Linked DNA regions of Homo sapiens: region 2 is linked to region 1. The links are chromatin loops, found by intact Hi-C in ENCODE. Cell type or tissue: heart right ventricle. All regions are shown on one strand. Each heading gives the region's core, and the rest is flanking DNA. Links, peaks and the distances in the headings are about the cores only.

Region 1 (7,986 bases), core at 1,842-6,841:
ATTTTAAAACAACCAGATCTTATGTGAACTCACTCATCGCCAATGGATGGTGCTACGCCATTCAGGAGGGATCCGCCCCCATGATCTAGACAACTTGTACTAGGCCCCACCTCCAACACTGGATTACAGTTCAACATGAGATTTGGAGGGGACAAACCTCCAAACAATATCGCCCTCTAAATATATATATAGTCATATGTTTACTTACATTATAAGTTAGCTGATGTGTACATCTGAATATGATATGTGTGTTTATGCTCATATGTTTTTATACACTTATATTTTGTGTATATTTTATATATTATATATACATATAATATATATGAATGTGATATGTAAATATATGCATATATACATATGCACATATTGACACATACATGTATATACATACACACATATATATAATGTTCTTCACAAGCCCTCATAGAATAATGACTTGATTTGCCCCTTGCCACTCTGGTCTGTGGATCCACTCTGGGCTCCTGCTGCCCCTTGTACTAGTGTCCACTGAAGTCCTCTGAAGTCCATGGTCACAGCCATTTATGGCTGTCTCCTCCCATTGCAAAGGCTCTGAGCTCTGAGGGCCTTTTTCCAGTTGCAAGCCTCTGTAGGTCTACCAGTGCTCTCAAGAAGCCTGAGGCCCCACAATGGGCACAGCAGGGACTCTGGGAGCCCTGCAGGCCTCAAGAATGTCCTAGTAACCCTCACTGACTTTTATCTTAGACTCTCTATCCCAGCCCTTTCCTCTGCCGTCGAACAGATCAAGCGGCAAGTCATCATGCAAGAAAGTACAAAAGGAAAGAGCTCATTAATATGTGTTTATAAAATACAGTAGTGCACATCGGCCTTTTCTTCTTCCCCTGGAGCCTTGTGCCCTTGGGGCCTCCGAGAATTGGCTTCTTACAGAGAACAGTCTCAGCCTTGCTCCGTATCTTTGACTAAGACACACAGTGCAGGGGCTTCCTCCCAGATTTGTGGAATCACTGTCTGCTCTTGGTATATTTAGGAATATGCGCTTTGTTTTTGAAGCACAGTCTCACTGTGTTGCCTAGGCTGGAGTGCAGTGGTGCTATATTGGCTCACTGCAACCTCCACCTCCCAGGCTCAAGCCATCCTCCCACCTCAGCCTCCCAAGTAGCTGGGACTGCAGGCATGTGCCACCACACTGGGCTAATTTTTCTATTTTTGTAGAGATGGGGTTTCCCCATGTTGCCCAGGCTGGTCTTGAACTGCTGAGCTCAAGCAATCCACCTGTCTTGCCCTCCCAAGGTGCTGGGATTACAGGTGTGAGCCACTGTGCCCAGCCAGGAATCTCCCCCATTTTTTTTTTTTTTTTTTTTTTTTGTGAGACGAAGTCTCACTCTGTTGCCCAGGCTGGAGTGCAGTGGCACGATCTCTGCTCACTGCAAGCTCTGCCTCCTGGGTTCACACCATCCTCCTGCCTCAGCCTCCCGAGTAGCTGGGACTACAGGAGCCCGCCACCACGCCTGGCTAATTTTTTGTATTTTTTAGTCGAGATGGGGTTTCACTGTGTTAGCCAGGATGGTCTTGATCTCCTGACCTTGTGATCTGCCCGCCTTGGCTTCCCAGAGTGCTGGGATTACAGGTGTGAGCCACCGTGCCTGGCCGAATCTGCACTTTTAAAAGGCGTCTCCCCACCCTCCCCTGTGACTGTTACACACGCTAACTTTTTAAAAACAGCTTTATGGAGATATATTTTATATGCCATAAAGTTAACACATTTAATGTGTACAATTCAATAGTTTTGAATATATTTACAGAGTTAAGCAACTTTTACCCTATTCTAATTTTTGAACATTTTTATCACCTCACAAAGAAACCTTGTAAGTAGACATTGTTCCAAAGAAGATAGACAAATGGCCAATAAGTACACAAAAAGATTGTCAACATCATTAACTATTAAGGAAATGCAGATCAGAACCTTAGTGAGCTACCATGTCATAGCCACTACGATGGCTCAGAGACTGACAAAAACAAGTGTTGGTAAAGCTGTGGATAAAGTACAGCCCTCATCCATTGCTTGTGGGATTTGTAAGTGGTGCCTGCCACATTGGAAAAAGGTTTGGCAGTTCCTCAAAATGTTAAACATAGATTTAGCATATGACCCAGCAATTCCACTTCAGGAGAGTTAAAAACACGTGCACACGAAAATAGTTGTATGCTAATGTTCATACCAGTGCTGTTTATAGCAGCTCCAAAACAGAAACAACACAAAATATCCAACTAATGCATGTATAAACAAAATGTTGTATATCCAAACAATGGAATACTATTCAACTGTAAGAATGAACAAAATACTGATTCATGGTACAGCATGGAGGAATCTTGAAAACATTAGGCTAAGTGAAAGAAGCCAGGCATAGCAGGTCATATACTATATGATTCCACGTTTTCTTTTTTTTTTTTGAGATGGAGTCTTGCTCTGTTGCCCAGGCTGGAGTGCGGTGGTGCTATCTCGGCTCAATGCAAGCTCCACCTCCTAGGTTCACACCATTCTCCTGCCTCAGCCTCCCAAGTAGCTGGGACTGTGGGTGCCCGCCACCACGCCCGGCTAATTTTTTTTGTATTTTTAGTAGAGATGGGGTTTCACCGTTTTAGCCAGGATGGTCACTATCTCCTGACCTCGTGATCTGCCTGCCTTGGCCTCCCAAAGTGCTGGAATTACAGGCGTGAGCCACTGTGCTCGGCCAACTTTTTTTTCTTTTTTTGAGATGGAGTCTCATTCTGTCGCCCTGGCTGGAGTGCAATGGCACGATCTTGGCTCACTGTCACCTCCACCTCCCGGGTTCAAGCGATTCTCCTGCCTCAGCCTCCCGAGTAGCTAGGACTATAGGCGCTCGTCACCATGCCTGGCTAATTTTTGTATTTTTAGTAGAGACGGGGTTTTGCCATGTTGGCTAGGCTGGTCTCGAACTCCTGACCTCAGGTGATCCACCTGCCTTGGCCTCCCAAAGTGCTGGGATTAGAGGCATGAGTCACCATGCCTGGCCATGATTCTACTTTTTGTGAAGTGTCTAGAATAGGCAAATACATGAAGATAAAAAGTGGATTAGTCATTGCCAGGGGCTGACGGGAATGAGGAATGGCTGCTAATGGTACAGGGCTTCTTTTTGGGGTAAAGAATAGATTTTGGACTTAGATAGTGGTGATGGTTGCACAGCTTTGTGAATATACTAAATATCACTGAATTGTACACTTTAAAAGTGTGAATTTTATGTTATGTAAGTTATCAATAAGGTAGTTTAAAAAAAAAATTTACCCATTATATGCAGTATGCATTTTCGGAGGAAAAGGCTGTTGGTTTAAGTTTAGGGCTAAAAGTCAAAGACCATTTGAGTGACTTTGACTCAAAGAATTCACCTCTGCTCTTGTCTGAAAAACTAATCAAATCTCAAAGAATTGGTACAAAAAGGAGCAAGGAGCATTAGAGATCATCTGGTATGTTTTCCCTCCCTTATTTTACAGAGGAGGATATTGAGGCTAAGAAGAAACAGGGGCCCTGGCCAGGATCAGTGGGTTACACTGCCAATCCAATAGGCCCCACCCAGCTGTCCTTTCCCACCTCTCACCACGCTCCCTCTCCCACACCCCCTAGATGATTAGTTGAGCTGCTTTTCAGCTGTGTTGAGGTCATAACTAAGGGCTTGAGAGCATTATTTATGACATATGAAATGGAGAGACACACTAAGATTGAGGACATTGAGGGTGGAGAATGAAGACTTCTTATGTGTCTGAACAAGGTCTGCTCTTCTGGGGCTGTGTATGATTAGCACTTATGTTTCCTAGGACAACTGTAAGTGACAACAAACAAGGAAAGGAGGCACTGATTTTTGGCCCCAGTTGTGGGGTCACTGAGGACACTAAAAATGAAGACAGGCTGTTATGAATCAGAATGGAGGAACATGGGCCAAATGGGAGTGATGACCTCCCCGGAGCACTTTGTTCTTTTTCTACAGTGAAGTTTTCTTTTTAAATTTTCAACTTTTGGCCGGGCGCGGTGGCTCACGTCTGTAATCCCAGCACTTTGGGAGGCCGAGGTGGGCAGATCACGAGGTCGGGATATCGAGACCATCCTGGCTAAAACGGTGAAACCCCATCTCTACTAAAAATACAAAAAATTAGCCGGGCGTGGTGGCGGGCGCCTGTAGTCCCAGCTACTCGGGAGGCTGAGGCAGGAGAATGGCATGAACCCAGGAGGCAGAGCTTGCAGTGAGCCGAGATCGCGCCACTGCACTCCAGCCTGGGTGACAGAGCAAGACTCCGTCTCAAAGAAAAAAAAAAATTAAACTTTGTAGGTACGTAGTAGGTATATATATGTATGGGGTATGTGAGATGTTTTGATACAAGCATGCAATGAGTAATCATCATGTCAGGGAGAATGGGGTATCCATCCCCTCGAGTGACAGTGAAATGTTAGATGCTTGACTGATTAGGACAGCTCAACTCAAACCCAGGACACTTGCCTTTCCAGACCGAGGCAGTCCCCCAAAAGTATGTTTTGAGGTAGTGAAGAAACCACTCTGACAACCACCTTATTGCTACCTTGCAAGAAGTTTAAAAAACATTGCAGTCAAACCTTCCAACATTGCACCCCACGATGACATAAAATCAAGATAAGACCTGGCTGGTGATTGGTTCCTGAATGCACAGAGCTCCTGGCCTGCTGGCTGCCCGGGCTTGCTCATTTCATTAATCTCATAGTAACACAACCCTGTGTTTACTGTGACTGAATTTTTTGGACTCCCTCCATAGCTTTGTCTCCACTTTACCTTGGCAGAAAACGGTTGATAGCCTTCCCCGGCCCCTTTCAAACCACATTAACGTTTAAATATGGCTTTTGGGTTAGAATTACAAAGCATTTTGTCCTTTTTTTTCCCCCTTAATATTATTTGGTATGTGCTTTTACATAAAGCTGTATTATTTTTCATGTTGATTGTTTTTAATGATTATTTAATAATCCAAGTTCAGGTATCACAATATATTTAATTATTCTCCTAAAAGGTAACATTTGATTCCAGAATTTTTGTCTATTGCTGGAAAAAAAAGCTGTAATCAACATCCCTGTACCTACAGTGGGTTTTCTTTTCTTTCTTTTTCATTTTGAGACGGAGTTTCACTCTTGTCACCCAGGCTGGAGTGCAGTGGTGCAATCTCAGCTCACTGCAACCTCCGCCTCCCAGGTTCAAGTGATTCTCCTGCCTCAGACTCTCCCGAGTAGCTGGGATTACAGGCACCCGCCACCATGCCCGGCTAATTTTTGTATTTTTAGTAGAGATGGGGTTTCACCATCTTGGCCAGGCTGGTCTTGAACTCCTGACCTCAGGTGATCCACCCGCTTCGGCCTCCCAAAGTGCTGGGATTACAGTTGTGAGCCACCGCGCCGGCTGGGTTTTCTTATGAATTATTATTATTGTTATTTTTAAGACAGGGTCTTTCTCTGTCACCCAGGCTGGAATGCAGTGGGGCAATCTCAGCTCACTGCAACCTCTGCCTACCTGGTTCAAGCGATTCTCCTGCCTCAGCCTCCCGATAGCTGGGATTACAGGCCCCCGCCACCACACCTGGCTAATTTTTTTTTTTTTTTGTATTTTTAGTAGAGATGAGGTTTCGCCATGTTAGCCAGGCTGGTCTCAAATTCCTGACCTCAGGTGATCCACCCACCTCGGCCTTCCAAAGTGCTGAGATTACAGGCATGAGCCACAGTGCCTGGCTTCTTATGAATTATTTTTCTTAGTCCGTTTCATGGCCTGCTGACATCAGAATGACCTGCAGGAAGGTGAGGGAGGAGGGGAGGGAGTGCTGGTTTGAAATCTAGATTTTCAGGCCAGGTTACAGACCCACCAATTTGGACTGTCAGGGAATAGGACCTGAAAATCTACATCATTAAGTCTCCTGAGAGATTTTTATGAACACTAGAATTTGAGACTAGACTCAAAAGATAAACTTCTTACAGTAGGCTGCTGTGGGTTCATTTTGGTAACAGCCACCCACTAGGTCCTCAGAGGTGCTAGACCCAGTATTTCATCCTCTAACAATACTATTTCTTTCCCCTTTTAACATGGAAGGAAACTGGGACTCAGGTCAAGTAACTTTTCCAAGTTTACCTGCTAAGATATTTCAGAACTAATATTTGAGCCCCTCCACCTCTGGAACTCATGTTCTTAATTACCTGTCTGCACTGATAGCAAAATGTTTTGATTCTAGCCCTCCCACCCCCCACCCCCAAAAGTTCATACATGGCAGTCATAACCCCCAAGACAGTAGCTGATCTGTGAACCTTCAACTTGCAACCTAGTTTAGTTCAATTTGAGAGAAATTAGAAAAATTCTGGTGAGACTCTGGCCTCAGAGCCCCCTGTCTGGGTTCAAGTCCTGCCTTCGCCACTCATGAGTGGCATAACCTTAGTTTAGACCCTTCTCTGGACTCTCCTATTCCAGAGAGCTGTGGTGAGAATTATATGGGCATATGCTAAGCATATATAGGTAAACATAGGTTGAGCACAGCGCCTGGCACACGCTAAGTGCCCAGGAAATATTAGCAGTTACTGTCACTATTCTCTGAGTGGGGTTTCCTCGTTTGTTAAACGTAGAAATAGACCCTGAGCTCAGAACAGACTCTTAGGCAGAAGTGCTTCCTGGAGTAAGCGGAGGGATTTCTTTTTCTTTTTTCTTTTTTTTTTTTTTGAGACGGAGTCTCGCTCTGTCGCTGAGGCTGGAGTGCAGTGGCGCGATCTTGGCTCACTGCAAGCTCCGCCTCCCAGGTTCACGCCATTCTCCTGCCTCAGCCTCCCGAGTAGCTGGGACGACAGGCACCCGCCACCATGCCTGGCTAATTTTTTTGTATTTTTAGTAGCAACAGGGTTTTACCATGTTAGCCAGGATGGTCTCGATCTCTTGACCTTGTGAAACGCCCGCCTCGGCCTTCCAAAGTGCTGGGCCTTCCAAAGTGCTGGGATTACAGGCGTGAGCCACCGCGCCCGGCCAAGCGGAGGGATTTCTTCTCACTTCTCAGAGGTCAAGCCATGGGGAATCTCACCTTACCTTGGTCGCAAGCCAGCAGACAGTTTTCTTGTGGTAACCCTTAACAGGGTGCTGAGGTAGAGAGGGTGACAGCATTGGTATCACTGTGCTGAGCAACGTGAAGGGTAAGTACCGTCAGGCCTGTGCAGTGGGCAGCCTGGGCTCTCATGTCCCTGAAACTTAATTTCTCTGTAACCACAGGCTGATGGTTGTGAAGAGAGAGGCCCAGACCCATTAGAAAATCTGGATGGGCCAGGCGTGGTGGCCCACGCCTGTAATCCCAGCGCTTTGGGAGGCCAGGGCGGGCAGATCACCTGAGGTCAGGAGTTTGAGACCAGCCTGGTCAACATGGTGAAACCCTGTCTCTACTAAAAATACAAAAATTAGCAGGGCATGGTGGTGAGTGCCTGTAGTCCCAGCTACTCGGGAGGCTGAGGCAGGAGAATCGCTTAAGCCCAGGTGGTGGAGGTTGCAGTGAGCTGAGAGTATGCCACAACACTCCAGCCTGGGTGACAGAGTGAGACTCTGTCTCAAAAAAATAAGAAAACAAAATCTGGCTGGAACCCAAGCCTTCCCCTGAAGGTGGTAGATGGAAAGGAAAAACAGTTTAATTCTGAAGGGGCCAAGGGCAGACCCCTGTGAGAAACAGAAAAGAGTATGGGGAACAAGCACTTTTTCTTTTCACTCCTGAAGCTGTGAGCCTGTAGGAGTGATAATGATCAGATGGACCACAAGGGAGGGGAGGCTTTGGGGAAAGAAGGCAAGGACTGGTTTAGAACCTCAGGATCCAAGAACATAGCCAGGAGGCCATAGGGCTCACTGGCCAGTGGGTAGAGGAGCAGGTTGCTTCAAAGCCACCGAAGCACCTTGGCTTTGGATGAGAAGAAAGTCTTGTGAGCATTTAAGCAGGACAGTTTAGAACAGGAGTTGGCAAACTTTTTCAGTA
Region 2 (7,986 bases), core at 1,034-6,033, 85 kb before region 1:
CATGAGCCCCCACGCCCAGTCAGCACTTTCATTTCACTATTCTGTAAATCTGAAACTGCTCTAAAAAATAAATTTAAAAGACACATCAACTAAAGAAAAAAAATCAGGCTTTTAAAGAATTGAAGTTAGTGAAGTTAGTTTTATTCAGAGTCTTACTGAGGACTGCAACCAGGGAGAGCCCAGAGAATTTCTGTTAAACTACTCCAAAGCAGTGGGTCAGCACACTTTAAATATTAGGTGGTAGAGGTTCTGCCCAGGGGTTACATTAAAAGTGCCCAGAAGCTATATAAGATCAAAATATTTTCAAAGTTTGGGTGCGAGAGTAAGTCTAGGCATCATCATTAATCTTGTCCGTTAGGTACAGAAAAAGGCAAGGCCTAGATCTCTGAAAGTATCTTTTCTAAAAATGCAGTGACTCTGAGAGGTGGGAACCTGAGTTCTCTCCGCAGTCTTCAAGGCATTCTTCTGGAGGGCTGAGATGTTACTAAGTCAAGGGGTCTGAAATGCTGACAAACACAGTGAACAAACGTGGCTTTTTCACAGTGAGGGAGGACTATGCTGGGGGCCAGAAGCAGACGTTCGCTACTTTGTCTCACATTTACAATTCTCGGATTTGCTTCAAAACATTGCCCGAAGAGTGCCTGGGCTGCAGATGTAGACAAGATTAACCATGAATTGATAAGGTAGAAACTAGATGATAGGCACACAAGGGTTCCCTTATGAAATTGTTAGAAAAGTTCCATAGCAAAAAAAAAAAAAAACAAAACTTAAAAAGCTTGTCTTTAAGTAACACCAACAGGTATAATCACATGCCCTCAGTCAGGAAGCAAAGAAAAAAAGTATGAGCACGTGTGTGTTTACTTTCCAAGACCAGGCAGAGGCTGTTGATTATTTGGAAAACCTTGGAAGACCTTTAAGTGGCCACGGTGACCCAAGTGACCTTCGAGGAGACAAAGTCTGCATCTTTGCGCCCAAATTTGCCAAAGGCGTTGCCAGAGACATCTTTCTAGAAGAAGCTAGAACAAAATAAAAGTTTCTGCAAAGGAACTTTTTGAGCCTGTAACTAGAGCACAAGCTGCTTCCGGGGAAGGCGGAGGGAACACGTGGGCACATTGAGTTGCACGTGGACGCGGAGTGCGCAGGCGTGCGCTGAGGCCAGGAGGGCGCACTGGGGATTGGAGGCGAGGGAAGTGCAGGGCGCATCCCAGGCGGCAGGGCTCCCAGCATCGGCAGTCGCCATCACCGCCAGACCGCAGAGACAGGTTCGGATCCGCGGTCCTCTTGCCTCTTTCCAGGTCAGGGTTCCCAGGCGTATAGGGGAGGGAGAGGGCCTGCATGAAGGGGAAGGGAGGGGGCTTCGGTCGTTGGGGGCCAGACGTTGGGCGCTGGACGTTGAGGTTGGGCGTTGAGCGGGTACAAGGGGCCTGGAAGTGGAGAGAGGAGACTTGGAACCTTGCTGCGAGGGTTTGGTGTGGGAGGATTCTCTGAGTTTGGAAATAGCGCTTCCAGGCATCACTCCTTCAAATGCAAACGTTCACCTTCTCTCTAAGAGAAACTTGCATGTGGATTCAGTGCCTTCGTTTGACTAAAAATTACGATACAAACAATATTAACATTTACTAGACTTTTTTTTCCCTACTTTCCTCCTATAGGAAAGGAAGATGTGCTAGGGCATTTACTTAGATGTGGGTCAGCTGGCGCTAGTTTGTTTAAGGAGTTCCTGCTGTGTGCCAGTAGCTTTTCCGGGCCCTAGGGTCCTTGCTATAAATACGTTAGCCCTGCTGGGCTTCTGAACTAAGGGAGCTAAATGCTTCCAGCTTCCTTAGTGAGGCAGCACGGTGCTGTATGCTTAAATCCAAGGCCGTGGAGTCTGACCTGCGTTTTTATCTAAACTGTGTAAGGTGCTGGCCCTGGGTGGTTTGGTAAGTTATTCCAACTTCCCACGTCTCCCTTGTTTATCTGTAGGAATAACGAAATAAAAATACTTTAGTCCTCAAATTATTTTCATCTTAAGCCTGCAAGCTGGTTCCACAGGAATGGAAGAAATTTTGTGCTTGTAGGAGTGGTATAAAAGTAAAGCAGAAATAATAGCTGCCCTTTAAGCCCTTAGGAAGTACTAGCCACTGTGCTAAGTGATTTACTTCGTCTCTCATTTAATTCTCGTGATTAGGATTTGTGAGGAAGTTAACTACTGCCCTCTGCATTTTACAGTCGCTGAATCCTAGAAAGATGAAGTGATTTGCCCAAGATAGCGTGGCTAAATGAGGAAGACGAGACTTACCTGGCTGACTTAAGAGCTCATGCTTTACCGAAGCGTTGCGTTTTGTCTGTTTAAAACCGGAGTGTTTTTGTTTGTTCTTTGAGTAAGAGTTTCACTCTTGTTGCCCAGGCTGGAGTGCAATGGCGCGATCCCAGCTCACTGCAACCTCCGCCTCCCGGGTTCAAGCGATTCTCCAGCCTCAGCCTTCCTAGTAGCTGGGATTACAGGCCAGCCACCGGCGCCCTGCTAATTTTTGTATTTTTAGTAGAGACAGGGTTTCACCATGTTGGCCAGGCTGGTCTCCAACTCCTCACCTCAGGTGATCCGCCCACCTCGGCCTCCAAAGTGCTGGGATTACAGGCGTGAGCCACAGCGCCCAGCCAAAACCGGAGTGTTTTCTTTGAGTAGAATGGTTCTTGCAGAATACATGGGGTTGCCAGGAAGACAAAAGCAAACATCAGAGAAGGAAAAAAATGACAGCTGAGTATCTGTGCATACACTTTTGTTGTTAAAAGAACTCCAGCCTGTGGTATCCTAGAGGGAGAAGAAATGACTTACCCCACTATTCATAGTGTATCTTAGGAAGCCCCCAGCAACATCAGGGAGAACCGATAGGATTCCAAAGAAAAGAGAGGGTCTACCCTTAGGGAGCTTCAGGACTTAATGGGTTCAAAGCGTGAAGTACAGAACAAAGAAATCCAGAAAGCTGAGCCCTCATTTTTGCCTGTAGAACTATAGAAATGAGTCACTTTCAGTCCACTACTCTTCTAGTACATCAGTGATTCCTAATTCTGAGAAAATGAGGTACTCTTTAACGTAGAGAAATGTTGAGACCCTTCTAGTTAACCTTTTATGTTAGCTGAATCAACATTTAATTACTGTGGATTCCAGAATGATTAAATATATTTCTATTTATCACTAGTAGCATGAAAAAATAGTAGATTGTATATAGGGGGAATTATTTTAAAACTGGGTGAGGTTAGCCGATGTGGCTTCAGGGCCTGTGCAGCAATAATCTGTCACATTTGTTTACCTGGGTATCAAGTCTAAAGCCTGAGGTTGGGAATCACAGTATTATGCCATAGGGCCTGCCTACTTGTGATTCAGATATTCCCAGTGGTTGATACAGGATGAACCAAGTAGGAATAGATGCTAAGTCTTACTGGTGTTTTGTAATGTTAAAAATTCACGGCCCAGTGCGGTGGCTCACACCTGTAATTCCAGCGCTTCGGGAGGCTGAGGCGGGCGGATCACCTGAGGTTAGGAGTTTGAGACCAGTCTGGTGAAACCCCGTCTCTACTAAAAATACAAAAATTAGCCGGGCGTGATGGGGCATGCCTGTAGTCCCAGCTACTTGGGAGGCTGGGGCAGGAGAATTGTTTGAACCCAGGATGCAGAGGTTGCAGTGAGCCGGAGATCATGCCGCTGCACTCCATTCTGGGCGATGGAGCGAGACAACATCTCAAAAAAAAAAAAAAAAATTCACCCTTAAAAGCCTATTCTGTATCCCAGTTGTGGTGGCTGCCTAAATCTATGCCTGCGTTACATTCATAGAACTGTAAATCAAAGAAATCAAAGTCCATGTAATGGTATGATAATTACATATTTAAAAATAAATTCCAAAAGGTTTTAGGTGACTGAACGTTTTATCTGGATTCACAGTAGTACTGGCCACCTGCTCCAAAAGTTAATGCATAAATGGTAGTGTTCAAACTCAGGGACATCCTGACTTTCCTGTTGACGGGCTGCCAACCCGTGTCTGGAATCTTGTATTCCATTATGAGAGTCATGTCAGTATAAGAGTCTCAGATATTTTTGAAAGGTTGTGGTCACAGGGCAGCAACAGCTGGGAAGGGGAACCATTTTACAAAAAACACTGCAGCACAATTGGCTGTCCCGAATGAAAGGAAACAAGAAGTTTGTGGTCCCAGAACAGGTGTAGATGTCTATTTGCCCTGGGTGTTGTAACGAAAATTCCTGAATAGGGTGAGTCCTTCAAACATTCTCCAAATAGGGTGGACCTTCTTTTAAGTAAAAATCCTCTTTATTTGCTACTTAAACTTTATCGTGAGTCTAACGCGGATGTTGTTTCTAAAGTCAAATATATTTACTAATTTTTGGATTTTGGAGGAATTGTTTTGAGACATGAAGTTTTGTTATTAAATTTCAGTAAACCTCATAGCCTGATGTGCTTCTCCACTTAAGACTGCCAGATGTCATTTCGGACAGCAGGTGTCATTTTCCCTGTCCAGGTTGGCATGAAAGCAGTGCAATAGTGCATTTAAAATAGTTTTTATCATACGAATATCTTTTTTTTTTTTTTTGAGACAGTCTTGCTCTGTAGCCCAGGCTGGAATGCAGTGGCGTGATCTCAGCTCACTGCAAGCTCGCCTCCTGGGTTCATGCCATTCTTCTGCCTCAGCCTCCCGAGTAGCTGGGACTACAGGCACCCGCCACCATGCCCAGCTAATTTTTTGTATTTTTAGTAGAGACGGGGTTTCACTGTGTTAGCCAGGATGGTCTCAATCTCCTGACCTCGTGATCCGCCCGCCTCAGCCTCCCAAAGTGCTGGGATTACAGGTGTGAGCCACCGCTCCCGGCCAATCATACGAATATCTTTTGAATGCCTAGTTCTATAAAGCACCATGGTGGATATTGCAGGAAGTCAAAGGTATTTTTGTTCAGATTTTTAAAAATAAGAGTTCCTGCACTCAGGCAACTTAAAATAATTTAAATGACAGATATAACTGTCTATAGGTAACTGTAATACAGGGTATTGAGGCGCTGACTGTAGATTGACAGCCAGCATGAGTTACTAAGTAAGGACAGTGTTATGAAAGACTCTCGGGTGTAACACACAGCAGCATACTGAGGATCCAACTCAGTGTCTTAAGAAGATGACTATACGCTAGTTTTATGGTTTAAATATTGCTTTGATCCTTTACTTGATTTAGAATTAAGTTACCACATTTTTGGAAAAAAGGTTTACTATTAGATGATACTTCAGTCTTAAAAATGTTTTCATCTATAAAAATGATTCATTCAATATAATTTGGAAAATGAAAAAGACAGTGAAAAAGATATCCTCATCAACCCACCTACCCCAGAATACTCATTGTTATTTATAATGTAATATGTTTCATTCATCTTTTTTTAACCTGGAGTTTTGATTTTCTTTTGCGGTTATAATTATATTGAATATACAGGTTTTTTACTGCTTTTTCATTTGCCATTCTAACAGACATTTTACGGTGTTTCTGGAAACTAAGATTCTGAATGATAGTATAATAGGCTGTCTATTAAAGCCATCACAGTTAACTTTTTTTTTTTTTTTTTTTTGAGACAGTCTCGCTTCGTTGCCCAAGCTGGAGTGCAGTGGCGCAATTTTGGCTCGCTGCAACCTCTGCCTCCCAGATTCTAGGCGATTCTCCCACCTCAGCCTCCTGAGTAGCTGGGATTACAGGAGCCCACCACTCCTTGGCCTCCCAAAGTGCTGAGATTACACGTGTGAGCCACTGTGTCCGTGCCTTTTTTGCTATTTTGAACGGGACATTTTTATATATGGCATTTTTTGGTATTTAGGATTATTTTAATGGCATGATTTCTAGATGTAGAGGTACCAAGTCAGTGGCTAGGAATGCTTTTTAAAAACCCCATAGATATATACTTATATATTTCTAAATTGCTTCCCAGAAAGAGTATATTAATTGATACTCCCTTCAGTAATGAGTGGCTTAATTTTTTAATTGCACCCACTAGGCAGAAAATGCATACTTATTTCAATTTGAATTTTTTTTTTTTTTACTATAAATAGGGTTGAATGCTTTTCCCCTTATGTTTATGAACTTACCTTCTTCCTCTCTGCATTCTGTTCATGCCTTTTTGTCATTTATTTTACTGTATTGATTGGCCTGCAAATAACAGCTTATTTGATGCCTCAGCGTGTCTCTGCATAGGCAAACCAGAGCTGGAGTGATGACGCAAAGGAACCGCCAGACACACTTGGCTCTGCATTTTCTCCTTCACCATCCTCAGGCTGTGCTTATTACTCCCTAATTACAAAATGGGTGATAAGTCTCCAGGCCTCAGGAATGTGTTGCAGGAAGAAAGGGGTGAAGGCCTGTGCTAGCCACATCTGTTCCTGTTCTTCAGGATAGGGAAGAGCTTTCTCAGAAGCCCCCCTCAGGAGAACTCTGTGGCCAGTAGTGTCGCTAACTGTAGCTGGCAAATCAGAGGTTGAATAGCGTTTGAGTCTGCTACAGTTTCTGGAGGTTCTTAATATTTATCCCACTTTTGAAAAGGTATCAAATTTGTCATCTTTGTGATAGTATTTCCTGGACTCTTTGCTATTTTGGTAAGTTTTAATTGTCACATGGTTATGTTTGCTATCATTTCCTTTGTGATTTTTTTAACTACTTTTAAACTAAAGAAACTCTTCACCTGTGGCTATTGCAGTCTGATTCTCTGTGAAGCATAATCTGAGATGGAGATTTGTGTGTATTGTGATGAGTGAATGTAGCATGTATGATACTAGTTTTTTTGTAGTCGAGGTGGTTTTTGCAGTCCAGCATATACTCAGTGTTGAAAAAAAGGAATATTCTTGGTTGTATTAGTCCCAATTAGGTCAAGTTTATTGTTACTCATACAGTCTTTACTATCGCCTGTTTTCTGAGTAGTAGTTGTCTAAGATAGATGTGTCCTAATCATAGTGGACTGAATTTCTTCTCCTTCAGTCGGGTTTTGTTTTACACACCTCAAAACAACATTATAATGATTCAAAGATTCCTGGCTGCTTTATCTCCTTGGAGTGTTTGTTTTTTGTTTTTGAGACAGAGTCTCATTCTGTTGCCCAGATTGGCGTGCAGTGGCATCATCTCTGCTCACTGCGACCTCTGACTCCTGGGTTCAAGCTATTCTCCTGCCTCAGCCTCCCGAGTAGCTGGGACTACAGGTGCGTGCCACCACACCCAGCTAATTTTTGTATTTTTAATAGAGACAGGGTTTCACCATGTTGGTCAGGCTGGTCTCGAACTCCTGACCTCAAGTAATCCACCTGCCTTGGCCTCCCAAAATGCTTGGATTACAGGCGTGAGCCACTGTGCCCAGCCTATGTTTTCTTAATTAATGTAAAATATCTTCACGTGTCTCAATAGTTTCTACCTTGAGTTTGATTTTATGTGCTACTGATATTAACATTATATCTTTTTTGTTTTCTTTTATTTCAAGGCGGAGTTTTGCTCTTGTTGCCCAGGCTGGAGTGCAATGGTGTGATCTTGGCTCACTGTAACCTCCACCTCCCAGGATCAAGCCATTCTCCTGCCTCAGCCTCCCAAGTAGCTGGGATTACAGGCGTACACCACCACGCCTGGCTAATTTTTTGTATTTTTAGTAGAGACAGAGTTTCACCATGTTGTCCAGGCTGGTCTCGAACTCCTGACCTCAAGTGATCCACCTGCCTTGGCCTCCCAAAGTGCTTGAATTACAGGCATGAGCCACCGTGCCTGGCCTAACGTTACATCTTTTAGTTGTTTGCATAGCACATATTTTAGTCCTTTTACTTGGAACCTTACCATATAATTTGGTTATATGTGTGCCTTTTGTGCCTAACATTTTACTGAATAATTTTCTCCCTGAGTTTTATCTAACTAAGACTAACTCATTGATACTTGGATTACTTGGGCTTGATTCTGTGATCTTACTTGATGTTTTCTGTACTTGAATTTTTT

The links. Peaks named below come from ENCODE experiments on the same cell type or tissue, not always from the same donor. Only the 100,000 strongest peaks of a DNase experiment are listed, where the experiment ranks them.
Region 2: it touches region 1 in a loop (3-fold over the local background); 11 of 110 quality-filtered maps call a loop at or near these places.

Annotation. Positions count from the first base shown.
Region 1 is chr10:114,262,009-114,269,994 of GRCh38, forward strand. All of the region lies in intron 5 of VWA2 (von Willebrand factor A domain containing 2), which reads left to right. Among named protein-coding and RNA genes, the nearest start is that of VWA2, 27 kb to the left of the region's middle. RefSeq lists a silencer at 2,949-3,149. In heart right ventricle, for the core only: no CTCF peak of the experiment used is centred there; DNase peaks (open chromatin) are centred at 3,563, 3,963 and 4,685; H3K27ac peaks cover 2,158 bases.
Region 2 is chr10:114,178,122-114,186,107 of GRCh38, forward strand. TDRD1 (tudor domain containing 1) reads left to right here and starts at 1,232. Exons shown (of 25, transcript NM_001395205.1): 1 at 1,232-1,295. In heart right ventricle, for the core only: no CTCF peak of the experiment used is centred there; a DNase peak (open chromatin) is centred at 4,010; H3K4me3 peaks cover 587 bases; H3K27ac peaks cover 1,055 bases.